Regions from separate parts of the Homo sapiens genome. Here region 2 is linked to region 1. The links are chromatin loops, found by intact Hi-C in ENCODE. Cell type or tissue: gastrocnemius medialis. All regions are shown on one strand. Links, peaks and the distances in the headings refer to the core of each region. The heading gives the core; the rest is flanking DNA. Region 1 overlaps GNPTAB (N-acetylglucosamine-1-phosphate transferase subunits alpha and beta). Region 2 has its middle 25 kb from the start of MYBPC1.

What was found. A loop is a pair of places that touch in the nucleus more often than their neighbours do. Peaks named below come from ENCODE experiments on the same cell type or tissue, not always from the same donor. Only the 100,000 strongest peaks of a DNase experiment are listed, where the experiment ranks them.
Region 2: a loop joins it to region 1, with 5 times the contacts of the local background. A loop is called at or near these places in 37 of 110 quality-filtered maps.

Annotation. Positions count from the first base shown.
Region 1 is chr12:101,748,997-101,763,852 of GRCh38, forward strand. It overlaps GNPTAB (N-acetylglucosamine-1-phosphate transferase subunits alpha and beta), which reads right to left. Exons shown (of 21, transcript NM_024312.5): 14 at 12,568-12,767; 15 at 12,131-12,350; 16 at 11,034-11,147; 17 at 8,576-8,661; 18 at 8,216-8,314; 19 at 4,376-4,543; 20 at 105-195. Among named protein-coding and RNA genes, the nearest start is that of SYCP3, 17 kb to the left of the region's middle. In gastrocnemius medialis, for the core only: a CTCF peak has its summit at 10,636; no DNase peak of the experiment used is centred there.
Region 2 is chr12:101,561,774-101,579,065 of GRCh38, forward strand. No RefSeq gene overlaps it. Among named protein-coding and RNA genes, the nearest start is that of MYBPC1, 25 kb to the right of the region's middle. RefSeq lists an enhancer at 4,578-4,872. In gastrocnemius medialis, for the core only: a CTCF peak has its summit at 8,411 (motif pointing right); a DNase peak (open chromatin) is centred at 6,358; H3K4me3 peaks cover 1,614 bases; H3K27ac peaks cover 7,471 bases.

The DNA of each region.
Region 1 (14,856 bases), core at 6,237-14,236:
AAGTTAAAATTTTGATTGTAAATGTGTATCATTTTCTAAAACATTCAGATGCTAGTATACCAAGAAATACCATTTAATACCCACATAAAATATATAAAACTTACCTGCTCAGCAAAAAATGAGAATATAGTAAACATAATCAATGTTGCTAGTACACAATGGGTCCAAAACTTCAATTTGTCTCGATAAGCCCTCCTGTGCAGAGAGAAGAAAGCAACTATGTACTTCTGTATATGGTTTCACTACCATTAGTTAAGCATTATTTATATACTAGTTCTATAAAAACAATGTTGGGAAACACAAAAACATTGTCTTGCAATTCTAAAATGCTCACACAATATACATTTCCAACACGAGTTCAGATTTTTTATTATGTCATAGTAAATATTATACTTGAATTAGTGAAGTTATCCAGGCAGGAGAGAGGACTTCAAAAGAAAATTACTTCTGGCACTTAAACAAAACCACTCTTTCATTCATTTTTATTCACTCATACTTATTTATTCACTCAGTTTCTTGATAAATACTTCCTGCGTATATGGAGAGATGAACAAGATGAAGTCCCTGCTTTTAAGTGTTTAGAAAACTGAGGCGTTGCTGACATGCTGACTGATGACTTGCCATCACATAAGACACAGAAATATGCATTATCAAAAGCAAAGTCATGTGAAAAACTTAGAGAAATGAGGACAGTGCCACAGAGATGGTGGCATTTCCTGTAAGCCTTGAAGGGGACAGGAAGCATATGGATGAGAAAGAGAAGGAGCAGTAGAGTGGCACGGTGGCCAGCTGGGCCCTACAGGACTGAGTGGAGTGAATCCATGCGGCAGCATGGGGGGAACTAAGCCAGGTGAAGGCGAGAGGGTATGAACTGCAGCTGCTTTGCAAAACCACACCGTGGGGTCTGGACAGAACACTCTAGTGGGAAAGTGGATGAAACAGACAGGTGGGGGTATGTGTGACATAATCAGGGTAAACATGTTGGCCATTTGAAGGATGGACAAACAAGGAAGGCAGGCAGTTTAGTTTTAGTCCAGGCATGAAAGGAAGCAGTGACAATGAAAAGAAATAAGCAACAGAAGAGACATTCCTGAGGTAGAATCAACTGGACCTGGAGCCAAGAGAATACTGAGGATAAAAAGAGGCAGTACAGCCATTTCCTCATCTGTAATTTGGAAATAATGAACAATTGGTTACGAAGATTAAATAAAAATGCTTACCATAGGTTTGGAAGATATGCTAGTAACTACCAAACTCTGGCCTCTGTGCTGAGTTACAGATTCTCATTTTCCACTGTTTGGGCGTCTCTACCTCAAGTCACACATCCAAAACGGCACTCGCCCACACACAGCTCTTCCCCCTGTATTTCCCACTTCTGTTAATAGGATCATAACCAGCTCTGTCAACTAATGTCTAGTGTCAGTGCAGTGAGAGACAATGCAGAACTAAGCAGGATGAGGAGCAAGCAACCTCCAGGGCAGGGGAATGACTGCAAGAGCACCCACACCTGATTCACACCATTTGTACAGCACAGAAATCAAGGTCCTCTCAAATTACTTTTAAGCCCACTTCTTTCTTATTCAAATGGACCCTTGAGGGTAAATTTAGTCACAAATTGAATTTGGGGAGTTAACACTTAGAACCACCTAAAGATCTTTTTCCTCTGAGTTAAGGGAAAGTGAAAACGGTGAGAAGCCATTCCTTGCCATTTCTGGGAGACAAGACCCATGATTCAGTAATAACTTCTCCTTATGAAAATAAAAACATAAAGATAGCAGCAATATTCATCCTAATTGTCTCATTTGCCCAACTCCAAGATACCGAGGAGTTCTAGTGCCAGGGTCTGCCAATTTCCCTTTTAAAGTGTCTCCCAGTTCGTCTATTGCTTTTTCTTTATTGCCTAGGCTGTATCCTTGGTTCACACCTGACTGACTGTTTCTAGGACTAGTGAAATGCTTATATACTTGTCTCCCTGCCTCCAGTTCCCAGGCAACCCTGCCCCACTCTAAGTAACTTCTTCACCACTCCAACCTCCCCACTAATACTAGTTATCATCTCAAATCATGAAGTCTGATCATGACAAACATCTAAAAAAAAAATCTCTCCTGGGGGTCCATTCTCAAAAGAAAAAAGTCTAATTCAAATACAGCCTTTCACAATCTTTTTTCTCGACACAGGACTCTCTTACACCTCTGTGCCTTTGCACATGCCATTTCTTCTACCAGGAATGCTCTTTCTTACATGGAAGTGTCATTTTCATAATTCAAAATCAAGTCCAAATGTCACCTTCCTGTAACAGAATCAGCTGGTCCTTCCTACGTACACCAGCTGCACTGAACTCTTATTGCCGCCCTCAATATACTGTATCACAATTTGCCTGGTATCTGTCTCCCTGGATAGACTGTGAGCATCTCAAGGCCTGGTACCACATGCCTTTCATCTTAGTATTCCTAGCACCTGGCACAGAGAGGCAAGCAAAGGGTCAAAAATCTTCCTAAACTGAAAGATAAAATTATCTTTATAATTAAATGTTGGCAATGGCAGTAGAATGAAAGATGAAGAAAACTTATAAAGCAGCTTTGGAATATAGTGGAATGTGCAGAGGACTGGGAGTCAGGCTGGATCAGCCACTTGCCAGCTACTTCAGCTGGAGCAAGTTACTCAACTCACATTACTATGTTCTCATCTGCAACATGGCAATAACAATACTTTTAATTGTAGAGAGTAAATATCTTGCCCAGTACAGTGTTTGGCGTACAACAGGTTCTCAAGAAAAAGGGTAGCTACTCTGACGGCAGTGATGATGATGAAGCACACTTAGTAGGTGTTGTAGGCCAGAATCTGGGGAATGGGCTGTCCAGGTTCATACGCGGGCTCCCCCATTCAGGAGCTGAGATGCCTTATGCAAGTTACTTCCTGTTGCTGTGCTGAGGATAAAATGGACCTACTACAGAGTTGTTAGAATAGTTAAATGAGAATGTGCATGAAAAGCTCTTAGTCAAGTACCATGTTACAGTTAAGTTAAAAAAAAAAAAAAGGCCTTAGTAAGGTATTGTTACTTAAACACGCAATATTGCTAGTGATTATTCCCACAGTAGATACTCAATAAATTAGCTGATTTAACAAATATAAGAATGAAAATTAGGGCCGGATACGGTGGCTCAGGCCTGTAATCCCAGTACTTTGGGAGCCTGAGGCGGGAGGATCGCTTGAGCCAAGGAGTTTGAGACCAGCCTGGCCAACCTGGCAAAACCCTGTCTCTACTAAAAATAACAAAAATTAGCTGGGCATGGTGGCATATGCCTGTAATTCCAGCTACTCGGGAGGCTGAGGCATGAGAATCGCTTGAACCCAGGAGGTGGAGGTTGCAGTGAGTAGACATCATGCCACTGCACTCCAGCCTGGGTGACAGAGCAAGACTGTCTCAAAACAAAACAAAACAAAACAAACTGCTTAACCTAATCCTTTACTCATTATAAAGTTTCCTGGTTGGTTATAAAGGCTAACCAGATAGTCTGGTTGTTGAAGTACTGAATGAAATGGCTCCTAATACCTTTCCAGGTTTACACTCCACTATTTCAGTATGAATTCTCCAACTAAGCTGGGCTAGCCCCCAAATTGCCCTGATCATTCCCACCTCCAAGCTTTTGCTCATTGTTCCCTTCTCACCACTTCTGAGATTCTGCCTTCAGGACTTAGTTTAATTCATTTTCCCCAAAGTCTTTCACTATCAGCTCAGCACATACCGACCTCATGTACCTCTCATTTTATACTAAACAATCCCTTCACTTACACATTGGTCAACAAACAGTTGAATAAATGAAGTTCCAACTAGACTGAAAGAACCCAGTTACACATTTTTTCAAATCCCTTAAAATGCAAATAAATGTCTTTCAAATATTAAACGCAATAAAAATTATAACTATACATTTTACAAAGAAATTAAAGAGCAAATAACACGTTAAAGAAATTTTGGCCGAGCATGGTGGCTCACACCTGTAATCCCAGCACTTTGGGAGGCTGAGGCGGGCGGATCACCTGAGGTCAGGAGTTCTAGACCAGCCTGGCTAACATGGTGAAACTCTGTTTCTACTAAAAATACAAAAAATTAGCTGGGCTTCGTGGCATATGCCTGTAATCCCAGCTACTCAGGAGGCTGAGGCAGAAGAATCATTGTACCCAGGAGGCGGAGGTTGCAGTGAGCTGAGGTTGCGCCATTGCACTCCAGCTTGGGCAACAAGAACAAAACTCCGTCTCAAAAAAAAAAAATAAAAAGAGAAATTTCATAAAAAAAACATTTCATCACTAACATATAGATACATATGCATGTATACACTCACCCACACACATGCATATATAAAACATGAGAATTTACCATTCCTGCAGCTCATGCATATGAAGGAAACGGTTTCGATACTCTCTTGGCAGTTCAAATTGGGAAGGTATGGGGAACATGGATTCATAGAAGTCCCTGAGAACAGCCTTCACTGTCTGAGCATCTTTATGATTGTGGTCAATGTTGTCATTCAGGCAAACAAACTTCCTGAAATAACAGAGAGCCAGGGTTATTAGTTACATATGGATAATCCTGACCTAACAAAACAAGGATGTGGATTCCAAATATATTTTAAATGGACTTATGTCCCAAGTTGGTATATTTGCTGATATGATTCTCTGGGGGAATGATATTCTATAAAATTTTTCTTTAGATATTCCTCACGTATAAAACAAGAGAACTAGGGTAGATGGCCTTTTAGCTATGGGAGTAAATTAATTTAATGACTTCCTTTTAGAGTGTCCTGAATTAATTGTTCAATAAATGTAGTTAACTGACTAGAATATTTTGTTGGCAGCTAGCAAAGACAATCAGTGGCCAGGCATGGCGGCTCACACCTGTAATCCCAGCACTTTGGGAGGCAGAGGTGGGCAGATCACCTGAGGTCAGGAGTTTGAGACCAGCTTGACCAACATGGCGAAACCTATCTCTACTACAAATATGAAAATTAGCCAGATGTGGTGGCACGTGCCTGTGGTCCCAGCTCTTCAGGAAGCTGAGGTAGGAGAATCGCTTGAACCTGGGAGGGAGAGGCTGCAGTGAGGAAAAAAAAGAAAGACAATCCGTAAGTACCTAAAACCAAGTTCTCTGAAGGCCATGCATGGTGGCTCATGCCTGTAATCCCAGCACTTTGGGAGATCAAGGTAGGCTGATTACTTGAGGTCAAAAATTTGAGACCAGCCTAGCCAACATGGTGAAACCCTGTCTTTACTAAAAATACAAAAAAATTAGCCGGGTGTGGTGGCATGCCTGTAATCCCAGCTACTCGAGAGGCTGAGGCACTAGAATTGCTGAACTCGGGAGGCAGAGGTTGCAGTCAGCAATCTTTAGATTGCACCACTGCACTCCAGCCTGGGTGATAAAGCGAGACTCTGTCTCAAAAAGATTAAAAAAAAAAAATCAAAACCAAGTTCTCTGAAATGATAGTTATATTACAAAGAAAAATCATGTAAATAATTGAGAGAGAGAGACAGTGCCTTATAGCTACAGATTATATGAATTTGATAATTTCTGCTTACTATGTCTCTAACCAAGCTGTAAGATGCTACAGTTCTGGCAAAAAAGCAGATTACAGTGGTGCTTCCTTGCTTGTTTCAAGTTCCTTTCAAGGCAAAGGTCACTAAACTAAGGGCCCATTAAAGTGGCTTGTAGGTAGGCCAATACTTTTGAAGTAGATTCGCCAAAATTAAAAAAAAAAAAAATCAAACAAACCTGATAAAGCCTTCAGATCCAACTACCAATTTATGGGAAATACAAGAGACATAGAAACTTGTTAACTAGGATTCAATCAGAGAGGGACAAAGTGTAAGATAGCTATAGAATCTATAATCAGATTTATTCATATACACATGCAAAAAATTATACGGTTAAAAAAAGAGAGATGGAGGGAAAACCCATAGATTTAACTTCAAACCAACAAACTTAAAAACCAAAAAAACACATAAGTCTTTATGAAAGTTAAGAGGAGTGAAAGGTGTACATTGACAAAGTAGTTGGTCATATTAAGGAATCATTATTGATTTTTTTAGGGTGATAATGGTATTGTGGTTATATTTTTAAGAATCTTTATATTTTGGAGATACATACAAAAAACGTGGAGCTAAAATGATACAATGTTTGAGATTCACTTAATATTAATCAGGTAGCAGTGGTGGAGTGGGTGTGTTTAGATGAAACAAGGTCAAATAGAAATGGAAGTAAATAAATATAAATCACTTGTCTTCCTTCTGAAGAAGGAAGTTTTAGTTGTAGCCTACACTTCTGAAGAAGACAAGTGAGGGGTATGTGAAAGCTCATTCATCTTTCTCTAAACCTGGAGACTGCTTTAAATTAAAGGATACTAAAGAGCTATGTCAACCTAATATATGAGCCTTGAGTGTATCTTGGATTAAAAACAAACAGAGGCAGAGAACAGCTATGAAGGGCATTTGGAGGCAACTGGGGAAATGCTGAAGACAGGCTATTAGATGGTATTATTTAACCAATGTTAAAGTTCTAGAATGTGTTAATGGTCTGTGGCCTGATGATGAAGCCATCACAAGCAGAGCTAAGAAATTCAGAGAAAAACAAAGCCTGGAGATTGTCTATCCCAGACTCCCTGTTAACGGGATAAACATGTCCTTAAAGCTGAAGTCAGTCTGAAGTCTAGTTTTCCATGCCTGACTTAAAATAAGCCTTCGTCGAAATAAAACAAAACAACATAAACAAGGGTTAATGATAAAATCTGTTCAGGTACACAAGAGGCAGCTGGGCCTGGCAAACTGTGGAAAAAGCCTGGCTTGCCATGTGTCTTTTTACTAAACCCCTGTCCCTTTAAGTACCATGAAAATGTCTATGAATACTCTAACCCAATAACTTTCAAATTGGCACAAAGACCTAAAAGTATAGGCTACAACTAAAAACTGCAAATTCTCACATTATTACTACACATGACGGAGAGAACTCATCAAGAAAATGGGGGAAGTCTGTACTCCCATCAAAATTGGTTCTTAAAAGCTAAAGTTATTTTAAGAAATTAAACAGTACACTTCAAGTGGAGGGAACAGCATATGCAAAGAGGGCTGTACGCTAGGTAATTATTATTGTAGCTTATGGTTTGCTTGGCTTGTGGGAAACATTTTGTAAAAAATCAAGTATTTTACTGGATTACTAAAGACACTAAATAGGTGTTAAAGGTATTTTTATTTTTTTTGAAAATTCCAATTTCTTTCTCCTCCAAACGAGAACAGGGTTTATAGAAAAAATATAATGGCTTTAAAATGTCTGTAAGGTTCACATCTTTGATTATTTATAATTAAAATCCTAATTTCAGTGAGGTAAAACTAAAGACCTCCAAATGCATTTAAAAGACCCAGAAATTAAAAATACTCCATTTTAGCTGGGTGCAGCAGCTCATGTCTGTGGTTCCACTAGTCAGGAGGCTGAGGTGGGAGGATTGCTTGAGCCCACGAGGTCGAGGCTACAGTGAGCCATGTTTGCATTACTGCATTCCAGCTTGGACAACAGAGTGAGATCCTGTCTCAAAAAAATATAGTTTATATGCCAGTGTCTTTATTTTCCAAAGAAGTTGATGAAACATCTACTTCCCACTAAAGTTAAAAACTCAAAAATGCATATTTTTAGCACATTTTATCAAACCTGCTAAAGTAACAGTTAAGGGGCTAGTAAAGAAATTGTTAAGACTTAGGTAAACCTGAAAATTTATTCATCCCCAAAGGATGGCTGGAGTATACTGGATTAAGGTTCACATTTACGGTAGCATTCCTTTTTCCTCAAAAGCTAATCTGAACTTTACTTTGAATTCCATCTAAACAACTGTTCTGGAAGTACCTTTTTAGAAATGCCATAATTCTAAAAAGGCATTTCTAGAATGTCCCAGCTGCCTGGCCTCACCTCCCCACAATGCGATCTGTCCCTGGGTCTCTCTGAACAGCTTGTTATTAATAGAACCCAGTTCTTCGAAGTTCAGGCTCATCCCTCTGCATGGGGGACCCTATCTCAACTTGCAACTCCTATCTCTCACTCAACCACCAGCTCCAACACTGCCTGCACTGTTAGGCCTTTTGGTCTGTTCCATACAGAAATAAGCTACTCCCTTCTTTCCAGTCCTTTTATTCAGGTTTATTTGCATAATTAAAAATTATATATAAAAATCAGTACCTAGGGTTTTTTCTTATGTCATCCAACTGGCCAACCACATGAGAAACGTTGGTACGAATCATTTTAAAAGCGATTTCTTCTTCTCCCATGATTTCAAACCTAATTATCAAAACATATTTGAAGAGTTTAAATAATTACATGGATATAAAAAATAAAACTTCAATAGAAAATACATTTTTTAAAACCGTAGTGGACTCAACATCCACAAAATAACTTAAACTTTTAATACTACTACAGCAAACAATCTCATATAAATTTTAGAACAGTGCTTAATAGACAAAATATTGTAGAATTATAAAAAAGCCAGACCTTTGTGATTACTCTTATACTAAACAAAGGGAGTATGCGTGTACTACTTACCTATATTTGTTTTTGTCCTTATATGCTTTGTGGATTTTGTCAGTTACTGGTTTACAGTTTGTTACTAGACTTTTAGTGACCGGTGGCTATGAGAAAATATAAGTAGATCAGATATCACATCAGAGCTGAAACTAGGGCAATTTAGTCCTAATCTTAGTTCTGATTTTTAACTTTGATTCTATGCTCTCTGGAGGTAAGAAAAACACCAACTGTGACTACATATACATCTTTTTCATCTTTAAGAACATACTGGCAAACAATTACTACCATTTATATAATAGAGTTTATAATGCATTTTTCACAAACCAAACCTGAAGTACTTTATCCTATTGGATCATGGCAAAAACCCCAAATAAACTGCTGAAGTACACAGACGAGCTGCTCTTCTGTTATCAGCCTGACTGCGTACCAGCTCTGTGTGAGGCGTCTGGTGAATTCCCGACCCACAAATAGTCTCATAGTCTCATTTTTTTTTTTTTTTTTTTGAGACGGAGTCTCACTCTATCGCCCAGGCTGGAGTGCAGTGGCGCGATCTCAGCTTACTGCAACTTCCACCTCTCGGGTTCAAGTGATTCTCCTGTCTCAGTTTCCCGAGTAGCTGGGATTACAGGAACCCGCCACCACACCCAACTCATTTTTGTATTTTTAGTAGATACAGGGTTTCACCATGTTAGCTAGGCTGGTCTCGAACTCCTGACCTCAAGTGATCCGCCCGCCTTGGCCTCCCAAAGTGCTGGGATTAAAGGCATGAGCCATCGCACCCGGCCAATTTTTGTATTTTTTAGTATAGAAGGGGTTTCACCATGTTGGCCAGGCTGGTCTTGAATTCCTGACCTCAGGTGATCCGCCCACCTTGGCCTCCCAAAGTGTTGAGACTATAGGCACGTGCCACCGTGCCCAGCCCTAGTCTCATTCTTGACCTGCTGATTCCTATCTGCTAATCCCACTAGAGCAAGTTCCTTTAAGGCTGATACCAGGTCTTACTCCTCTATTTATCTCAACTTTATTAATTTGGTAATGTTAAGTCTTAGCACATTTAGAGAATTGGCTTTTAAGTGGCACATATCCATATACTAACCCATGCCATATGCTAAACTAATCTACACGTGATAGGCAACACTCATACTATGTGCTCTGATGGCTGCTATGCTGACCTCTTTCACCAATGGCTGCCACTTGTCACACTGTGTCTCCTCATGAGGGAGGAGGTGTCCTATCTGCAGTCATTATTTATACATGGCTTGAAGATTTGCAAGATCGTAATTTTTTAAAAATACCACTTCATTCTGATTATGAAAGCAAAATCTACTCATTGTAGAAAATATGAAAAACTCTAGTGTACAAAAAGGATATTAAAAACTACCTGTGATTTAACCTACTGTCATTTCTGTTGTCTTTTGGGGTATGTGTGTTGTATATGTACTTGGAGGATTTTTATAGTTCAACTCATACTGTCTATATGGTAGTACCCATTATTTTCTCCACCTAATTTTATTATATAAGAATTTTTCGCTGGGTGCAGTGGCTCACGCCTGTAATCCCGGCACTTTGGGATGCTAAGGCAGGCGTATCACAAGGTCAGGAGATTGAGACCATCCTGGCTAACACGGTGAAACCCCGTCTCTACTAAAAATACAAAAAATTAGCCGGGCGTGGTGGCGGGCGCCTGTAGTCCCAGCTACTCAGGAGGCTGAGGCAGGAGAATGGCGTGAACCCGGAAGGCGGAGCTTGCAGTGAGCCAAGATAGCGCCACTGCACTCCGGCCTGGGTGAAAGAGCGAGACTCCGTCTCAAAAAAAAAAAAAAAAAAAAGATTACTTTGTGAAAAAGAGCCCTGAAAATAAAGCTTAAAAAAAAAAAAAAAGAATTTTTCCATTTATCAGTAAAAAATTAACAGAAAATAGCAGATTAATGGCTGTATTATATTCATTTCATCAATTCTATGATTTTCTTCACATTATAACCTCTCTGAAACTAAAATGTCTCTTATAATCTATACTCTTTCAATTATTTCAGCCAAATGACATTCCAATGCAGTCGTGTGTTAATCACCCACTGCCCCTACTGGTAAAATGGAGTAAGTGCCAGCATTAAAGCAATTCAGCTTTGATGAACGATGATATTCCATGTGATGAATATTTCCTTGATGGTTAAACCTCAGGATTGTTCTCTCTGGCCAATGAGAATACTCTGGGGCTATTTTCTGTCACCCTTAGTAAACAGGACATCCGCTTATGGAATATAAGCAACAAATCCAAATTACGCATCTATGGGGTGAACAGTAAGATTCCAAAGCAAGCTATGAATGATTCGGATTACCTGTGCTACTGTTTTGCAACAAAGACATATAAAACCATAGAGCCTGCTGCTAGTTCTGAAGTGCTATACAGAAATGCTGTAAGTAACACTTGATAAGGATGTACTTTCTGTTGTACATAAAAGTAACCCATTCCACTTACCAGGTTGGGATCATAGTAGGATTCCTGAGTTGGTGGAATATTATTTAGCTGCGTGATATCAGCAGGAAGCATTTTTGAGCAATTTATTAGCATGTGTTCCAGACCTGTCAAATCCTAACAAAGAAAAAGATGATAAATCTGTTATGCGCATTGTAAGTAATGACTGTGGTTTTAAAAATAAAAATTAAGTGAAAGCTTCCAAAAATGGTTTAAATGCTATCTTCAAAGAGAGTCTGACTATATGATTCTTAAGATAAAGGCACTCTAAGAAGAGCAGAATGAGACAATGCCAACAAAAATATTTCATCTTCATCTCAAAGAACATTCTGGCCTCTGAGATACCCATTTACACAAGGTGGTCCAGGGCTCAGGAGAAATCATGCCCTGCAGCTAGATTCATCTGGGCACCTCCATTAGTGAGTTTCCTACTCCTGGGACTAGAGGATGCCATGAAGGAGGGGCTAGCTGAGATCTCCAGCTAGCCACACCTGAAGTCCTAGAATGAATATACCACAAGAATCTCATATGCAGGTATGGTCTGGCTCTTTTCCAGACAATACAAGATCAATCCCTACTGAAAACCTGCAAAAAGTAATTTCATAAAATACAAACCCCAAATTTGGTTATAATTCTAGCACTAAAACAGACTAGCTATGAATACCCACAGTAAATATTAAGAATTATTTTTACTTGCAATAAATTAAAATACGTAGGGGAAAAAGAGACATGGTCAGAATTAAAATTTTCTTTTCTTTTTTTTTTTTTTTTGAGACAGAGTCTCACTCTGTTGCCCAGGCTGGAGTGCAGTGGCGCAATCTTGGCTCACTGCAACCTCCACCTCCCAGGGTGAAGCGTTTCTCCTGTCTCAGCCTCCCAAGTAGCTGGAATGACAGGCGCATGCCACCACATCCGGCTAATTTTTTGTATTTTTAGTAGAGACGGGGTTTCACCGTGTTGCCCAGGTTGGTCTCGAACTCCTGAGCTCAGCTGCCTCAGCATCCCAAAGTGCTGGGATTACAGGTGTGAGCCACTGCGCCTGACCAGAATTAAATTCTCATTTAAAACATCAAAAAGTTTAGAATAAGACAATACAACACCTGCAAACTTAACGGCAGTTCGTGAATTCTGGTAGCCAGTGTTCGGATTTCTCTGTCAGACAAGACACCAGATTGATCTGTATCAACTTCATCAAAGACTTGAGATATATTCAGTGGCTGCACTGCACTCATGAGATAATAAAAATAAGAGAAGGCAAACTGCATATCCTCAGAATGGCGCACTTTGTGAAATGACGTCTTGTCAAATTCTTCAGGGAACCTGTCCAAATATAACATATTACAAACTCTGGATATTCAAAGTATGTACCGTATCTAACATTTGCAGAGATGGACTTTTTTCTTTCTCACTTAGATAATACCTTTAACATATTAGTCATCAAATATTAGAGCTATAAATTTAGCATGGTAAATATGCACATTTCAAGTAGCCTTAGTTCTGAACACAAGCAAACAACTCAAACACGAGCAAGACTTACATATCTTGCAGTTCTTGCATAACAATCCGGTCAATCATGTGAGGCATGTGAGCAGGGACTTTCCGCGATGTGAATCCAAACTTGCTATTTAGAATTTTATTTACATATCTGAGGGAATCTGCAAATGTATCTTTTAGTTGCCTCCCAGTATTTTTGCTATCAGTGAAGTATGCCAATTGTGTCTTCAATGACTCTTCTTCCTGAAAAGAGAATTCTACATGTAACTCAGCATTATGTTTAGTGCACAAGTGTACTTTGTTACAAGACATTTTATATAATGTGGTAATAACTAGTCACGAACTCTTCATTAGGAGCAAATGAAATACATGTTAACGGGTCACTTTAAGGATCTAAACTGGACTTAGCAGGACTCAACTGGATTTCAGTGCAAGTATCACCAATGTTGGTTTGAGAACAACAGCTGTACGATGGAGATCTACATAACAACAGTCACATATGGAGGGTATTCTTCAAGGACTGGTCACTGACTGTGAGATGTCAAAGCTAATTCAATGCAACATTTAGAAAATTTATGTACATATACATTTGATAGTACTTTCAATATCAAGCTATTTCTGCAGGTGATATCAAATGTGCAAGTCCTTGAGTTTTAAGCGCAAGGACTAGAAACAAATTTGGTTTCATCTTATAATAGTTTTAATATTATAAAATCAAAACCAGTCAGTGGCAGAACTAAATAGGCAAAGAAAATTGGCAAAGCATTCAAACACTTTACAGAAATATTTTTGCTTCTCAAACTGATAAAAATAAAAATGTAAGGAGACTGATATTAACTGGTGTTGGTTAGACTGCAGTGAAACAAGCACTGTTGTATACTGTTTGTGGAAATATGAAGTGGTGCAACATTTCAGAAAGACATATTTAAAGTTTATACCTGCTAAGCTAGTAATTCTACCTGCAGAACTAAAACTCACTGAAATGTAAGATATATGTACAAGAGAATTCACTGCAACACTATTTGTAATCACAAAACATTGGAAATAACTAACCTGCAGCCATTAAAAAGAATAATGGCACTGGCATGGGTATAAATAAATAAATAAATAATGGCATTTGCCCACATCCTACTACATCAAAAGGCAACTGCAGGGAAATATATGTAAATTTACACTATACATATATTTCTCTATATATAACTATACATACATATAGGTATGTTTGCATAGCTATAGAAAAATACTGGAAGAATACCCATCAAACTATTAACAGCAATTATCTCCGGGAAGGAGACTGAAGAAGGAAGAACTTTCCTTTATTTACTGTATATTTTTGAATTGTTTGCAATTTTTACTACTAGCCTATAATGCTTTTGTAAATTTAAAAAAAAAAAAAAAAAAAAAGGAAAGAGGCCAGAGGCCAGGCACAGTGGCTCACGCCTGTAATCCCAGCACTTTGGGAGGCCGAGGCGGGCGGATCACCTTAAGTCAGGAGTTCGAGACCAGCCTGGCTAACATGGTGAAACCCCGTCTCCACTAAAAATACAAAAAATTGGCCAGGCATGCTGGCACATGCCTGTAATCCCAGCCACTCAGGAGGCTGAGACAGGAGAATCTCTTGAACCTGGGAGGCAAAGACTGCAGTGAGCCGAGATCACGCCATTGCACTCCAGCTTGGGAAAAAGAGCGAAACTCCATCTCAAAAAAAAAAAAAAAAGAAAGGAAAGGAAAGAAAATGGGGGAAACTGAGGAAATAAACATAGTCAAGAACACTGCAGTCCTTCACTAGACAATCTGTAAATGCCTCATGTGCAAGGCACAAGATACTTCCTAAAATGCTGAGGACATAGTTCCTCCTTCACTCTCTTTTCTCCCAGCCTAACACCCACTCGTGGCTGTGTGCCTTCACTATTCAGCCCAGACTGTATGATTTTTTTTTTTGGTCTGTCAACTCCCACCCCTTCGAAGGTCAGTCCACAGGGCACTTCCTTCTGTATGCCTTCCCTAGTACTTCTAGGCAGAGCTAAGGAGTCCTCCCTCTGAACTTCTTGCCCATATCTCAACACAGACACATCTCTTTGCTACAGTTTTCTCCCCACAAATTTGTCTTCTCTACTGGTCCCTGAGTTTCCACATGAGCAGTGGCTATGTTCCCGTCATCTTGCATTCCCCAGTGGTTAGCACCGTGAGAGCACTGAGGAGAGGTACAGATGACACCACAGCACAGTGAAGCCATGGTACAGGGCAACGAGCAGTCCAACTTTGAGGCTTGGCTCACACTGATTTGCTGTTATAATGTTGGGGAAGCGAATGAACTTAATTGAACTTCAGG
Region 2 (17,292 bases), core at 4,700-12,699, 190 kb before region 1:
CAGTCTTCTAGGATGTCTTGCCAGAAAGACCAAGGCCAGGGCTGGCTGAGGCAGTTGGAGCAGATTCACTCAAGTCAGAGATCCAAGAGCAGGGAACACACAGACACTGTGTACCTATGCAGGAAAACTATATCAGCCTGGTGACAAACAAACAAAAACCCTAGAAGCCCCTGGTCCTTAGTAGAGCAGACGAGTCCCCTCAGAACTGGCTCAGCTTCTTTGTTAGTCACCCAGGCCCCTACCCTTTGCTCTGGCCAAACCAGCCCTCTCACCAGTCCCTGCACACACCATGACATACACACCTGCTTGCCTTTGCCCTGGCTGCTTTCTCTCCTCCACATCCCTCCAGCCTCACCTGAAAAACTTGCTTGATCATTCTCTTCTCTCCTTCCCACAGAATGTGGAATCACTGTCCATTCTGCATGGGTACATTCTTCCTCCAGAGCACCTACCACCCTGTACTGGAACTATTGGGTTTTCTATGATGACCCTAACTAGACTATCACCCCTACTCATTTTTGTTTTTCTTTCACCCAGCACAATCATGGATAAATAGCAGGCATCCAACACCTATTCATTGGCAAGAACTGCAAAATACATGGAGAATGAAAACACAGGGGAAAAAAATCACTTAGTGACATCCAAGGATAATTGAATCCAGTATCTCAGTAGTGCACAACCAATTATAACACAGAATTAAGTATAAACCTAGGTCATGCTCAAATGTCACCCAGAGGGTTCTAGTTACAAGAAACATAAAAATAACTATGATAATAACTTCACCTAATTTAATCTCTGCTTTCCATGAGCTCAAACATAGTAATATATGCTACTCTGATATTTTCTTTTTTCTTCCCTTTTTATGCTTTCCTTTTTCTCCATGTTATTCATAAGTGAATTGACTGCATATTTAACTATACATTTTTTATTAAGCCCCTATTGTTTGATTAGCCCTGTTAATTACAGAAATTACATTGTAATTATAATAACTCTGCTGGTAAGTGATGGAGCCAAGATTCTAAATCTGAGCATTATAGAAATTGCATTGTAATTTGTAATTTATTTATTTCTTTTCTTTTTTGAGATGGAGTCTCGCTCTGCCCCCCCAGGCTGGAGTGCAGTGGCGCAATCTTGGCTCACTGCAACCTCCGCCTCCTGGGTTCAAGCAATTCTCCTCCTCAGCCTCCTGAGTAGCTGGGATTACAGGCACCTGCCACCATGCCCCGCTAATTTTTGGCCAGGCTGGTCTTGAACTCCTGATCTCAGATGATCTGCCCGCCTCGGCCTCCCAAAGTGCTGAGATTACAGGCATGAGCCATCATGCCCGGCTGACATTGCTATTTCTGTAATGCTCAGATTTAGAATCTTGGCTCCACCACTTAACAGCTGAACCAACTTTCAGGAAAATGCTTGACCTCTCTGGCCTACAGTTTCCTCATCTATAAAATGAGCATGCATTTAATAATACCTTCATCAGGAGTTTATTGTGAGGATTAAATAAAGCTGTTGATCATTGCCATCAGCATGAAAACATTCTCTAGAATCTTTCATGTAAAAGCAAAACAAAGCCTGTCTTGAGCATTGTCTTTGAGCTGCCTCTCCTTCACACATGACAGTGTCTTGAGTCATTGGAAGCTGATGCTTCCACTTCCTCACCTCCGTCTCAAGTCACTTCAATTTGGTTTCCTTTCCTCCTATCCACTAGGACTCACCAAAGTCACTGGTGACTTCCATCATGCCAAATTCAGCAGTCATTTCTCTAGTGTTATTTTCATCCCTCAACAGCATTTGGTACCTTTGGCTTTCTTTCTTTTAAAACTTTTCTTCTTTTCAGCTTCCCTGCTATCATACTCTACTTGTTTTCTTTTTAGCTCTCAAGCCTCTACTCCTCAGTCCCCTTTACTAACTCTGGTCTGCCTGTAAATTTGGAGTCTCAGAGTTTGTTCCTGGGCCCGCTGTCTTCTGTAGCAGCAGAATTTTAGGACATCTCATCTGGACCTGTGGTTCAATTGATATGCCAATGACTCTCAAATCAATACCTCCAGCCCTGAACTCTTCCCTGAATGAACTCTAGATTCAAACAGTCAACTGCCTACTTAATCTCTCCACGTGGATGTCTGTACCAGGCATCCCAAACAGCATGTCCAAAACAGAACTTTTTACTTTTTTTCCCCAAATCTGCTCCCTCTTCTGTCTCCCCCATCTCAATAAATGGCAATATCACACATCCAGAGACTCATGCTAAAAATTTATGAGGTCCTTGATTTCTTCTTTTTCCCCCACCTCCCTACATTAATTCATCAGCAAACCCTGTAAACTCTAATCTCCAAAGCATATCCCAAATATTACACATCTGTCCATCCCCTTGCCACCAGTATCATCCAAGCCAGCTAGACAGATGTAAAAACCTGTTAGCTGATCTCCCTGATTCTGCTGCCACCTGCCCCATAAATCCAATCTCATCACAGCAACAGCAACCAGAAAGTCTTTTTTTTTTTTTTTTTTTGAGACGGAGTTTTGCTCTTGATGCCCAGGTTGGAGTGCAATGGTGCGATCTTGGCTCACCGCAACCTTCACCTCCTGGGTTCAAGTGATTCTCCCACCTCAGCCTCTTTGTTAGTTAGGATTACAGGCATGTTATCTGGGATGTTTGTTATAGGCATGTTTGTTAGCTGGGATTACAGGCATGCACCACCACGTCCGGCTAATTTTTGTATTTTTAGTAGAGATGGGGTTACTCCATGTTGGTGAGGCTGGTCTTGAACTCCGGGCCTCAGGTGATCTGCCCACCTCGGCCTCCCAAAGTGCTGGTATTACAGGCGTGAGCTACCGTGCCCAAACCAAGTCTTATTTATTTACTTATTTTTTTAAAAGTCTTGCTCTTGCCTAGGCTGGAGTGCAGTGGCATAATCATGGCTCACTGCAGCCTCAACCTCCCAGGCTCAAGCAACACTTCCACCTCAGCCTCCCCAGTAGCTGGGGCCACAGGTGTGTGCCACCACGGCTGGCTAGTTTTTGTATTTTTTTTTTTTTGTAGAGACGGGGTTTCACCATGTTGCCCAGGCTGGTCTCAAACTCTTGAGCTCAAGCAGTGTTCCTACCTTGGCCTCCCAAAGTGCTGGAATTACAGACCTGAACTACTGCACCTGGCCCAGAAACTCTTAAAAAATAAAATAAATCATTCCATTTGTCTCAGTTTGTGCTGTTATGACAAATTTCCATAAACTGGTGGCTTACAAACAACATAAATTTATTTCTCACAGTTCTGAAGGCTGAGAAGTTCAAGATCAAGGTGCTTGGCCAATCCAGTATTTGGTGAGGATCCACTTCCTGGTTTTACAGATGGCCATCTTCTTGAATCTTCACATGCTGGAGTGCGGAAGGACGGCAAGCTCTCCTGTCTCTTGTCATAAGGGCACTAATCCCATTCATGAGGCTCTACCCTCATGACCTAATCACCCCTGAAAGACCCACCTCCTAACACCATCACATTGGAGGTTAGGATTTCAACATATGAATTTTGGGGAGACATACACATTTGGTTCATAACACTACTCCTCTTCTTAAAACCTTCCAATGGAAGGTTTTAAGTCATTTATTTTCCCCTACACTTAGAATAGACTCTGAAATCTTTCCTGAACTTCAGAGTGCTGCAGGATCTAACCTCTGCCCATCACTCCAACCTCATTTTGTAACTCCCTGCCTTCCCCTAAACTCCACTCACACCGACTTCCTCCAATAACTCAAACTTGTTCCCATTTAGGGACTTCGCGTTGTCTGTTCCCTCTGCCTCTTCCAGAAACAGTCTTCTCCTTGATCTTTGCCTAGGGATGTGAAGTGTGGACAAAGATGTAACAATAATAAATCTAGAAGGGGGAAGTTCCGTACATACCCATCTCTGCACAGAGTTGCATTTAAAGAAGCTAAAGTTGGCCGGGCGCGGTGGCTCACGCCTGTAATTCCAGCACTTTGGGAGGCTGAGGCGGACAGATCATTTGAGGCCAGGAGTTTGAGACTAGCCTGGCCAACATGGCGAAACCGCATGCCTACTGAAAATACAAAAAGTAGCCGGGTGTGGTGGTGCACACCTGCAGTCCCAGCTGCTTGGTAGGCTGGGGCAAGAATCGCTTGAACCTGGGAGGCGGAGGCTACAGGGAGCTGAGATTGCACCACTACACACCAGCCTGGGTGACAGAGTGAGACTCTGTCTCAAACACAAAACAAAACAAAAAAACAAGAAGCAAAAGTCAACAGAAAAAAAATTATAAAAGTCTTCCACTTTTGCTTGCATCTCTCAAAGAAATTTCAAAAAAAAAAACCCAAATGCATATTTCACTGCAGCACTTATTAAAATCCTCTCTCCTGTCTCATCTACCTCCTTTGCACTCTGCAGTTGCAAACCTTTCTCCAGCATCTCCAAACGTCTAACATCCATTCCCAGAATGTTTTCCTTTCACTCTAACTCCTACTACCTCCATCCCCAACTTTTTCTTTAGGCTCACCTAGCTTTCCTTCCATAAGCAAGAATCCTTCCTCTTTAGGAGTCTGGGTGCGGGGAGAATGCCCTTTGACAGGCCAGAGAGGAAAGGAAAGCTTTCTTTCCTTTTACGTGGCTTTTTCTTGAGTCCCATAACAAGGATGTTTGGCAACCTGTAGGAAAGAATGTGTCATAGTCAAATTAAGGGGAGACAACCAAATTAGGAGTGGAAAGGCACATGAAAGGAATAGCAGCAGGGGGGTTTGCCAGGGTGGAGGGGAGGAAGGGATGACTCAACAACCTGATTGTAACTTAAAATACCACCTCTACTCTATTGATATGTCTGTTGGATGTTACGCATGTGGTAGAATTTTCACAGTTGCAAAATTAATTCTATCCGTGAATATAAGGTGATTTGACATCTTTGGAGTAGATGTTATTGCTTAAATTTTTAAGGGTCACATGTGAAAGTGAGTTACTGAATAATCAAATTGAGAAGAAACACATTACCAGATTTTGCTCGAAATGCATGAACAAGCTTATTGTTGTGAGGAGCAGAGAAGATGAAAGACCAGGGTGTTAGCGAACTTATTTTCTCTGAGGTTTGGAATATAGGTTTGCAGCCTGACAATCTAGAGTCAAATCTCACCTCCACCTTACTTCCCAGCTCTGTGACCTTGGGCAAACTACTTAAACGTTTATTCCTGAATTTCCTCATCCGTAAAATGAGGACATTAATACCTACCACATAGGACTGCTGTACTTGATAAATCATTGTACCAGTGACATTATCACATTCACCTTGAGTTGGAGAGTTAAGAATGGTTTCTTTCTTCTATTAAACCTTCTGATGATATAGAGCTTGAGCATTGTAACTAAATCTAAAGGGAGTGAGAAAAAAAACAACAACAAAGGGGCTGGGAGAAATTTTCATTTGACTGAGCTGTTACTAGCTGGGATAATAGAATCATAATATATGACGAGCAAAGACAGCACTGCAGATTTTTGGCCAGGTATTCACTGAAACCATTAGCACTTCGTATGTCAGAAGTTAAAACCTAACCCCATGAGTGAGGCAGTTTGAGCCTATATTTATAACTGCTCTGGAAGTCTGGTGCTGAGATGAAAGATCCTTATTCATTTGGGATCTTAGTCAAGTTCATGTAAATGGAAGGAAAGGGAGGAAGACTCCAGTTAACTGGTGCTAATCTAAGACAGGACTTGGGATCGATGTCTTAACTTGCCACAGAGATATTTTCCAGAGTGGCTACCAAGTAATGTTGAACTTGGAGGGATGTAAATATTGTCCAACAAAGTATAGTGTGGCTTGTTTATTATTTTTTAAGGAGTGGCTTTCTCTTTATTAGTATTTTAAATTTATTCTACTGTCTCTGTCATAGGAAAGGCTTGAAGGCTTGAATATTCCTGAATTGCTTATCTGCAAGGAAAGCTGGCTTTGGGCATGTGTTCTTGGTAATGCTAGTTTTCCTTTTGCTCTGAGGACAAAGTTGGCTAAAACCAAGTGTAACTGGAGTTATTAAGATTTTCTTACTGTACCTGTCACCAGCTAATTCAGACGCCCACTCTGAACATGTCACCAGTCCTGTCTAATGTCTCCTTAGGCAGACCATTATAAATGCCGCAGAAAAACAGGGCGAAACATGAGTTTTGGAACAAAGAGGCTTTTAAAGAGGAAAGCAAAGCAAGAGAATGGAAGACCCCCCATTCACTTGCCTTTTGGTTGGGGTTTTGCAGTTGCATCAGACTCCGGGCACTTAAAACACTTCACTGTCATCTGTAATAGGATAAGGCAAGAGAGGTTCTTTGTTCAGGGTTCAAGTGCTCTCTCGTGACCATCTCAAAATAACCCTGAAGTGTAATACAGTAGGGCCTCACGTAACTAAACCCACAAGTCTCGGACCTGTCATCATTGTCAACCCAATTGTTCTCTCCTCCCCTCTTAGGCAAGCAAAGCACTTGGATAAATTTTTCTGTCAACACTCAAAGTTGCATAAACTCCTTATTTTTACTTTTCCAAATCCAGTAGGAGTTTCTCTGCCAGTTATAGGGAAATATATAGAAGGCGGACATATCAGGTGCTTCTCTTCCAAATAAGCTTTCCTTGTGGCTTACGCTGTTCTTCACTTGGATTTGAACCCGATCAGCGGCTTTCCTTTCACCAAAGGATCTTATTTTTGTAATTTGTCGGACTTTGCAAGAATTGTGATATTCTCAGCCAGCCCTTTCTTCATAAGGCAAGTGTGCCACTGTTCAGCGTGTATTTATTCCATTAGCCAAGTTATTGCACTGAGTTGAGCATTAAAGAAATCTGATCGTTTCCTTGGTCTCTATTTTGGAAGATGCTGGAGATTTATCCTTGGCGACATGTAAACAATATTTAAACAAGGCTAACAAAGAGAAAGTGTTGAGATAGGAAGGTAAAACTGCAAATGTTTTGTTTCAAGTGACATCAAGATGCAATAGAGGAGATGAAAGAGAGGACATTATAAAACGGGTCAGTCTCTAGAGTTAAAACAACACAGAAAACAGCACATGAAATACATGTGTATAGAACGGTGTGAGATTGACAGAAAGGAAGGAAATACACCAATGACATTGAATGCATGGGTAATGGAATTTCAGATGATTTATTTTTTCTTTTCTATATTGCATGGGATTTTAAAATTTCTATAGCTTTTCTATATCTTGTCTACATCTACGTGATTTTACATAATCTTTGCCATCTTTTGCAAGTGCTTTTTGTAGAATAAATTCCTAGAAGAGGAAGTGTTTGTACAAACTAAAGTTTTTAGAAGAGTATAGGCCATTTTTACTTTAGAAATACAGCAAATTTAAATAATAAAATGTTATATAGATAAAACTTCTAAAACTTTTCATTTTCTTTTTAAAATTACTTTTGTCAGTTTCTTTTTTATCCTGGTTACAAGTGGTACACGGTATAAAAAATAAAAACTGTTACCAAGTTAATAAGTAATCCTCCATATTATTATTAACTATAGTAATAACTTTATGGGTTCTATTATAATCCTGGACTCTATCATAATACTGTTATATTACAGGATGTTATTATAATGCTGTTTTGCAATTTGCTTGTTTCCCTCAATGTATCTCAAACACATTACTCCATGTCAATATGTATAATTCTTATCATTTTGATGGTTATATGCTCCTTTGTTTGGGAGAGGGAAGTTTTTTTTCTTTTTTTTAATTTAATTTAATTTTTTATTTTATTTATTTATTTATTTATTTATTTATTTTGAGAAAGGGGCTCACTTTGTTGCCCAGGCTGGAGTGCAGTGGTGCTATTGCAGCTCACTGCAGCCTCAAGCTTCCAGGCTCAAATGATCATCCTACCTCAACCTCCCAAGTAGCTGGGGCGACAGACACATGCCACCTCACCTGGCTAATTTTTTTTTTGTTGTTGTTGTTGTTGAAATGGGGTATCACCATGTTGCCCAGGCTGGTCTTAAATTCCTGAGCTCAAGCAGTCCTCCTGCTTTGGCCTCTCAAAGTGCTGGGATTACAGGCGTGAGCCACCATGCCCAGTGCATATGTTCCTTTGTATGTACCATTTTAATGTACAGCAAATATGTATAATATATTTAATCAAACTCTCATTACTGGACTTTGGGCTTTTTTTAGCAATTGCAAACAGTGCCACAGTGAACATCCTTTTACATAACTTTACCACTTTGTGCACAGAGATTTGTAAAGTAAATTTTTAGAAATGGAAAAATAAGTTTCCAAATCAGGCTGGCGAATGGGTTAAGCAGCCTTTCCAACTTATCATGACCACAGGATGATCATTTGCATATCCTATAAATATCCATATATCTTGCAGACTGCATTGTCTGAAGAGACTGAATTTTGTTGGAAAAATGCAAAGTATGTTTTATTTTCAGTTTCCTCACCAGTAGATGGCACCTAGTCTTCCTTTATGATGGACTAAAATCCCCTCTAACTTCATTGCATTCCCAACATGTCAGTGAGCCTGCACTAACACGGCAATGACCACATCACATACAAATGCTCCTCTCTCATTCCCCTTATCCCATGTTTGTATTGTTCTAGTTCCAGGATGCTGATACTTTAAGCCCGAGGCTCTAACTTGAGCAGGAAGAGTTTATTTTGGGATGAAGAATCTTCCCCCATAGGAGGGCCTCTCAACCAGTGTCTCTCTTTCTCTGTCTTTAGAAACCAGGAAATTCTAGAGGAGAAAATTGGTTTTCTGCATCTGCAGAATGACTTCTTTCTCTTAAAAATATCAGACTCATATTTTGGCTGAATTTACTCCGTTTATAGAGGGGACTGCAGAGTTGCAAGGACTTTAAGGTTTTGTGTTGAGAGTGGTTTTAGTCAATTATATTAAGAAAATTACTCTTGAATATGTGAAGTTGATGGGATGAATATATACATAATGTCCATTTCATTAAAACTATAAATATGTGCATTAAAATGGCCATGGAGGAAGGCAGGAACTGCAGACTCTAAGTGGGAAAAACGTGATAACACATCAGTTTGTTTTGTGTTGTTCTCTATGTGCAGGTGTTAGTTTTCTTTAAAAAAGAAAGGCTGAGTGTAAGAGTTTAATATTCTTTATTTTTTATTTTACTTGTGGATTAATTTTTGAGACAGGGTCTAGCTCTGTCACCCAGGCTGGATTGCAGTGGTTCAATCATAGCTCACTGCAGCCTCAACCTCCTGGGCTCAAGCAATCCCCCTGCCTCAGCTTCCCAAGAAGCTGGGACTGTAGGCACATGCCACCATGGCCAGCTAATTTTTTTTTTTTTTTAATGTAGAGATGTTACACGCTATGTTGCCCAGGCTGGTCTTGAATTCCCAGGCTCAAGTGATCCTCCCACCTTAGCCTCCCAAAGGGCTGGGATTACAGGCATGAGCCGTCACACCCAGCCTGCCCTTTCTATAAATATGGATATGTCCTGACAGAGTTCTTGTCTCAAAGAACATTTCAAGCATGTGAGGCTTTCTCGGAGTAGATAAGAAAGACGAGCTTTTGGGTATGTTTGGAAAGGAAAAAATAACAAATTTATTATACATTTGGCCAACTATGCCATGTGTGAAAATTCTTTGAGTCCTCTGGGGAAGATTTTGTACCACCACATATGGGATTTGCTTATCATCACCATAGCCTGCAAAAGTATAGTTCTTTTAAAAAAATCCAGATCTGGTCGGGTGCAGTGGCTCATGCCTGTAATCCCAGCACTTTGGGAGGCCAAGGAGGGGGGATTACTTGAGGTTAGGAGTTCGAGACCAGCTTGGCCAATGTGGTGAAACCCTGACTCTACAAAAATTATCCGGGCATGGTGGTGTGCACCTGTAATCCCAGCCACTAGGGAGGCTGAGGCAGGAGAATCTCTTGAACCCGGGAGGCGGAGGTTGCAGTGAGCTGAGATTGCCCCACTCCAGCCTGGGCAACAGAGAGAGACTCCATCTCAAAAAAAAAAAAAATCCAGATCTTCTTCCCCTCCTCTTCTTTCCCTTTCAACCCCAGATAGAGCATTTAAGGTTAGAGTCCATTATAGAAGAATATTTCATAAACAATTAGGTGATATGGCCCAATAAAACAACAAATATCTTTGTTTTTGTTCTCATTTAGGTTGACCCCTGTGCTCCAAGAACATCATGATATTGTTATTGGGAAAAAAATAAGTGGTGAATTTTCCATTTAAGAAATTAAATAATGTAGAATTATTTGCTCCCTTATTTATGCAAACACATTTTCTTTTTTTTTTATTTTATTGTTTTACAGGTGTTTTTCACATTTTCTTTTTTAGCTACAACTTTGGGTTTTAAAAAAATCTGCTTGTTCATTCTCTGTCTGATATAACACTAAAATTTCACCTTACTGTACCTTGAGATTTTAAACGAAAGATATATGGTAACTTTGGTAGGAAATGGGAGAGAAAACTGATTTTTAGTATGACTTATAAACAGAATATGATACAATGCTCAGCTTGGTATTAGGCTGTTAAAAGTAACCATAAAACTGTTCAGTGCAGAATTCCTTTTATATCAGCTTTCTTAGTGTATTTAATGTTGATGGTTTTAGATCATTAGCAACTTGACAAAAAAGCTGACGTGTCAATGAGCAGCCACAAATGAAGAATAGGCCTTTTGAAATTATAAAGTTATTGGGTTTGATGGTGTTATATTTACAGTGGCCTTTTCGAAATACCCCTATTGCATAAAGCGAGCTACATCTGTGGGAATCATTCCTCTGGACCAATCAGCTACAGCTATTCAGCCCTTAAAAGTCTAAAATGGGTAAAGGATTTAATAGACATTTCTCCAAAAGAGACATAAAAATGGGCGACAGGTATATGAAAATGTGCTCAACATCACTAATCGAAACCACTGTGTCGCCTCACACCAGCTAGGATGGGCTATCATAAAAAAGATAAGAGATAACAAATGTTGGTGAGGGTGTGTAGGAGAGGGAACCCTTTTACACTGCTGGTGGGAATACAGATTGGTGTAGCCATATAAAAAAAGCAGAATGAAGGTTCCTAAAGAAACTAAAAATAGTACTACCACATGACCTAGAAATCCTCCTTCTGGGTATATACCCCCCAAAAATGAAATCACCGCTTTGTAAAGATATGTGCACTACCATGTTCATTGTAGCATTAGTCACAATAGCAAGATATGGAAACAACCTAAGAGTCCATTGACAAATGAATAGATAAAGACACTGTGATAAATCTATACAGTGGAACATCATTCAGCCTTAAATAAAGAAGGATATCCTGCCATTTGCCATAACATGGATGAATCTGGAGAACGTTATGCTAAGCGAAATAAGCCAGACACAGGAAAAAAAATTTTTTAAAGAATATATGATGATAGAGAATAAAGCACTGGTTATCAGGTGGAAGGGGAGTGGTTACTGAGGGAGTAGGGGAAGAAATAGGGAGATGTAGGTCAAGGGGAAAAAGTTGCCAATGTGTAGGCTGAATAAGTCTAGAGATCTAATGTGCAATATGTGGAATAGAGTTAGTAATACTGTATTTAGGATTTTTGCTAAATGAGCAGATGTTAGCTGCTCTTGCCACACACACCAAAGGGGGTAATTATGTGAGATGATGGGTATGGTAATTTGCTCCCTATAGTAACCATTTTATTGTCTATATGTATCTCATGACGTCATGTTGTTTACCTTAAATATTTAGAATAAAATTTATTTTTTAAAAAAGTCTGACTGTTGAGAGCTGTGGTTGCAACTCTGGGCTGCACGTTTTCTCCCCTTTAGGAGAATATTAATTTAAAAATAGTTGTGCCAGAGCCCCGCCCCACTCCATGCCAATTAAATCAGAATATGGGCTTGGGCAAGGCAGTGAAGCTTCAACATGGGTGTTTAGTAAAAGTTGCCCTGGAGATTCTGACATGTAACAGGGTTGCAAATGACCTGTCTAATTTTCTAAAGAAATTTCCCATTTTATATTCCATGAGCAAATTCAAAGCATCTGGTTAAGATCTGAGGTATGTTTTCCTCTCTTCCTCAGAAGAGGGCAACTGGACTGTATTAATGATATAACCAAGACAGTTGAGGATAAAAGAGTCTGACATGTAAAAGTCTGAAGATACCCACACAAATTCATTAAAGAAAGTAAATTTTCTTGCTGAGAGTGCCTCACTGCTATTATTTATGACATCATCCTTGCAAGTGTTTTTTTCTCCTTCCAGAGTCAGTTTCCTAAGAAAAGATGAAGCAGGGGATTTGGCTTTCTCCAGTCTCTAGCCCCATCACCCATTTCATAAGCTCTAATGATGATCTGAGCCATTGAAACTTACACCTGGAGGACATTTGCCGTCAAATGGAGTTCTCCTAGTTTAGGTACTGGGCAGGCATCTTATTTCTTCCCAGCTTTCGTGGCTGAGCATAGGAAATGGTACAGCACAGGGGTAAGGAGTGGGCATTGGAAACAGACAACCCAGGTTCAAATTCTGGTTCCTCTACGTCTGAAACATGTACATATTTGGGCAAATTACCCAATTTCTCTGAAACGTGTTTTTACCATCTATGAAAAGATGATGTTAATTTTTCAAGGATATGGTAAGGATGAAATGGAATTATGCATGCAGAATATAAGCATTAAATAATATATGCAAAATGCTCAGGAGAGCACTCGACTCACAGTAAGTAGTCAAGAAATAATAGAAATAAACTACTATTTTAACTATCTTTAGCCTCCTCCACTTAACTGAATGACAAAATTAACCACCTCCCTTTACTCTCTCTAAAAAAACATAGTGACTGACTGACGCCACTAGCATTCTGGGCTACTCTTAAGTGTACTGGCTTTCTTCTCCTACCAGTTGAGTCAGTTATAGGCTTATCAAGAGTATTATTTGTTCCCAAACCTGTTTATGCCAGTTATTTTTGTTGTTGGAATTTAATTAAATATTAAGTAAACAGATGAAATATAAATGTGGAGAGTTATTTCTATAAAAACTAGGTTGAGGCCAAGAGCAGTGGCTCATGCCTGTAATCCCAGCAGTTTGGGAGGCCAAGGCGGGTGGATCACCTGAGGTCAGGAGTTTGAGACCAGCCTGGCCAACATGGTGAAACCCCATCTCTGCTAAAAATACAAGAATTAGCCAAGCGTGGTGGCGGGCACCTGTAATCCCAGCTACTCAGGAGGCTGAGACAGGAGAATTGCTTGAACCGGTGAGGTGGGATTTGCAGTGAGCCAAGATCACACCACTGCACTCCAGCCTGGGTGACAGGAGTGAAACTCTGTCTAAAAAAAACTCTAGGTCGGATGCATAAATACATTCAAATTGCAAAAATAAATGTCAAAGTAGGTGTGGTAAAACAATCAGGGTAACAGATGTTTTTGATTAGGGACTATCTTATATTGGATAAAAGGACATTTACTAAATTATGCTTTTCCAAAGGTTCACACTAAGAGAAAGAGGGAAAAGGTGATTTTCTTTCCTCAGGACGATCTCTTTCCAGTCATAATTAGCATGGGATGGAAAAGAAGGTTTTTCCCTTGCTTTGGTATTTTTAGTACCAAAAGTTTTAATATAAGAATAGTATAATGACACTTTTTTCTGTGAGTATAATGACCCATCATCCAGCTTTAATAACTGTCAACTCATAGCCAATATTGTTTAATTTATAGTCTGCCAAGTTCCCAGCTTCCCATATTATTTTGAAGAAAATATTATATTTTGAAAATTGCTTTTTTATATCTAAAATAGTTTGTTGTTCCAATTTAAAATGTTAGTAGAGAGTAACATACATGTGGAAAAGTGTGAGTATATAATACGCGTACAGTTCAATTAATTTTTACAAACACAATAATTGATATAACCAGCCTCTAGAGAGAGAAACAGAATATTATGACTTAAAATAGCTAAAGTTAACTTTTCCTGTTTTGTTCTTCATAAGATGGAATCATATAGTATGTTCCTTCTGTGTCTGGCAACTTTTGCTTAGCATTAGTTTTGTGAGATTCATCCATATCATTCATTCTCATTGCTATTTAATATTCTCTTACATGAATACACCATAGTTATCCACTATACATTGTGATAAAATTGAATTATTTTCAGTTTTTGATGTCGTGAGTAATGCTGTTATTTGTCTTCTCATGAGCATAAGAATGCATTTCTGTTGGGTATAAACCTGGAAGTAGAATTGCTGGGTCACACTGAGCTTTTTGTAAATGCTGTCAAGCATTTTTTCAAGTTGGTTGTCCTAGCTTCAGCTTAAAAATATTTGCTCTGTGTTGTTAGCCTGGAAGGTTCAGACAGCCGATCCACATAGCCCTTAGGATTAGAAGGATCTTTGTGGAAAAGTTCTTAATCCCATATAGGAAGGTATAAGAGGTATCATGATATCTTTGATACCATCTCTCAAACTTCTCCATCTTCAGGAGCTTTCTGGAAAAAAATTAGAATTCTCTTATTGAGATTATAGAGCAGACCCAAACTTCATGGGACATGGCCAAGGTCCTGTGTGGAGGGCTCAAGATGACATGCAAACTGTAGAATTTTTAACATGCTGTTGGAGATTTAGGACATTTACATAAAATTCATTTGGATGTGACTCTCTAGATCTTCTACTTGAGAAAGTATGCTTGGAAATATGTCCCAGGATGCAAATTGCATACAAGCAAAGATCTATGAATGTAACTGGAGACTTGATCTATATGTTGAATTATGATAATCTCCATTTGTCTCTGACAGGAAATGACCATGGTGTAATGGTGGAAATAGACTTAGTAGAGCTTGGAGGATGGTGGAGTTAATGAGGAGTCAAATCTCCTAATCTGCATGATTGGGGTGAAGGTGGGACTATTCACCTGATGAGAAAAATGGGAGAAACAACAGCCATTCTGTGTAGCGAATGCAACTTTGACCCTAAGAAATCCTTTATGCAGGTGGAGACACAGCTTCTTCAACCAATGAAAGAAATAATATCTGGCTTCTTGAATAGTTTCATGGTGCCACCAACAAAAACTATCATAGACCAACAATGGCAAGATGGCATCGGCAAGAATGAGCTGGTATGAAGAGGTGCTCAACCCATCCCACCACCATGGGAAATAATGTGGTAAACCGCCACTAGCATAACTGTTTACTTGCCTGTCTTCCCCGAAACTATAGGTTCTATGCAGGCAACACTCTGGATCTTCTTCTTTGTTGAATAGCCAGTGCTAACACTGTGCTGGGCCCAGAAAAGGTGCTCAATAAAGGGGTGTTGAGATGAATTGAATTGAAATCCCCTAAAGATTGGCCACAGAGTCTTAGTTATCTCAGGATGCTGGTGGAATCAAATCAGAAGCAAGAGATGCTCCCTATGCGTGGAAGGTTTAGGGTGCTGTGGAGGCTTTTGTATGCGGAAAACGTTGTTCAGAGGTTTACTTTGGAATACACAATAGGTATTAAATTTATTATAATTATACATTCATAAGCATAATTTTTAAAACTTTTAAATTCAGCTTAAACATCTAATTATTATTATTTTTTCTGGCAAAGTTTATCCATCACTTTTTTTTTTTTTTGAGACAGAGTTTCACTCTCGTTGCCCAGGCTGGAGTGCAATGGTGCAATCTCAGCTCACCGCAACCTCTGCCTCCTGGGTTCAAGCGATTCTCCTGCCTCAGCCTCCCGAGTAGCTGGGATTACAGACATGCGCCACCACGCCCCAGCTAATTTTGTATTTTTAGTAGAGATGGGGTTTCTCCGTGTTGGTCAGGCTGGTCTTGAACTCCCAACCTCAGGTGATCCGTCCTCCTTGACCTCCCAAAGCGCTGGGATTACAGATGTGAGCCACCATGCCCAGTCTATCCATCACTTTTGAGAAGATATAATAATATTGTTTCATTTACAAATCTAGTTAGCTAAAGCTAAATAATCTTTCTAAAACATCACATCACTTTAATAGGCTAGATTTTATAAGTTTAATATATTTGTTTTCTTTTTAAATATTTTGCTTTTATGAACTAAATGAGTTCTTAAATGCTTAACTGCTGTGCATGTACATGTGCATAAATGAAAACGCTCTGAAATATGTTAATGCTGCCCATAAATTTAGTGAGATTTCAACTTAAAATCAAAAGTATAAATTTTTTTTAATTTTTTATTTTTTGGAGGCAGGGTCTCACTCTGTCTCCCAGGCTGGAGTGCAGTGGCACAATCTCTGCTCATTGCAACCTCTGCCTCCCAGTTTCAAGAGATTCTAATGCCTCAGGCTCCTGAACACCTAGGATCACAGGTGTGCGACACCATGTCTGGCAATTTTTTTTTTAATTTTTAGTAGAGATGGGGTTTTGCTTCGTTGGCCGGGCTGGTTTCAAACTCCTGACCTCAAATGATCCGCCCACCTTGGCCTCGGAAAGTGCTGGGATTGCAGGTGATAGCCACCGTGCCTGGCCAAAAGTATAAATTATTTACACAATTACACATTTTAAATTAGAATTACAAGACTGTCTCTTAACTAGCACAGTACAAATGTCTAATATTAATGCATTAGTTTTGATTCTCTGAAAATTTTCTACACATAGTTCTAAATCTTTCTGGGGTTTTAAAAAATGAATATTCAATGAAGATGATTACTGTACTAGTTAACTGAGGTTGCCCTCTCACCCCAATTAATGAAAGTCATTTAGAACTAGAAATTTTGTCCAGACTTGAGACCTACAGCTCCGGAGATGCTTAGTGATTCTTCTCTCTACTCCACTGTCATCCTGAGCTTCTTTTTATAAACAGTGTGTTTTGGGCTTTGACACTTGAAAGAAGGTTGTCCTTTAATCTGTATCACCCAATTCTCTGTCTATTCTCAAGTAGCTGTAATTCGAAGCCAACTTCAAACCAGTTTGCTCATTTGCTTGCATTTTGTGTTTCTTCAGCTCTTAATATATGTGCATAGGTTTGTCATTTACAGCAAAGACTTTTAAACTTGACAGGATTTGTGTATACATAAATTATTTTCCATTAAACTTGAAATACCTTAAACTCAGTGGGGTCCTAAGATATGAAAATGCTTTTCTATTTTGCTTGATGAACACTAAGGACAATATAACTTTCAGGAATATCTTAAATGACACCTATGACTTCTTCATACTTGTGGTCCTAACTCATAAAATCATTCTATTGATACATCTTTGAAAATTAAAATTCTAAGACTCTTACTTGTGGTCCCTTCCCCTCCGTAATCAATAGATTTATACTCCGAAAGCCCACTGCAGCCTTTGCTAATTGATCACTACGTTTTCCTTAGCCCAAATATGATTCAGAATCCTTAAAGTATTGTTGCAGGC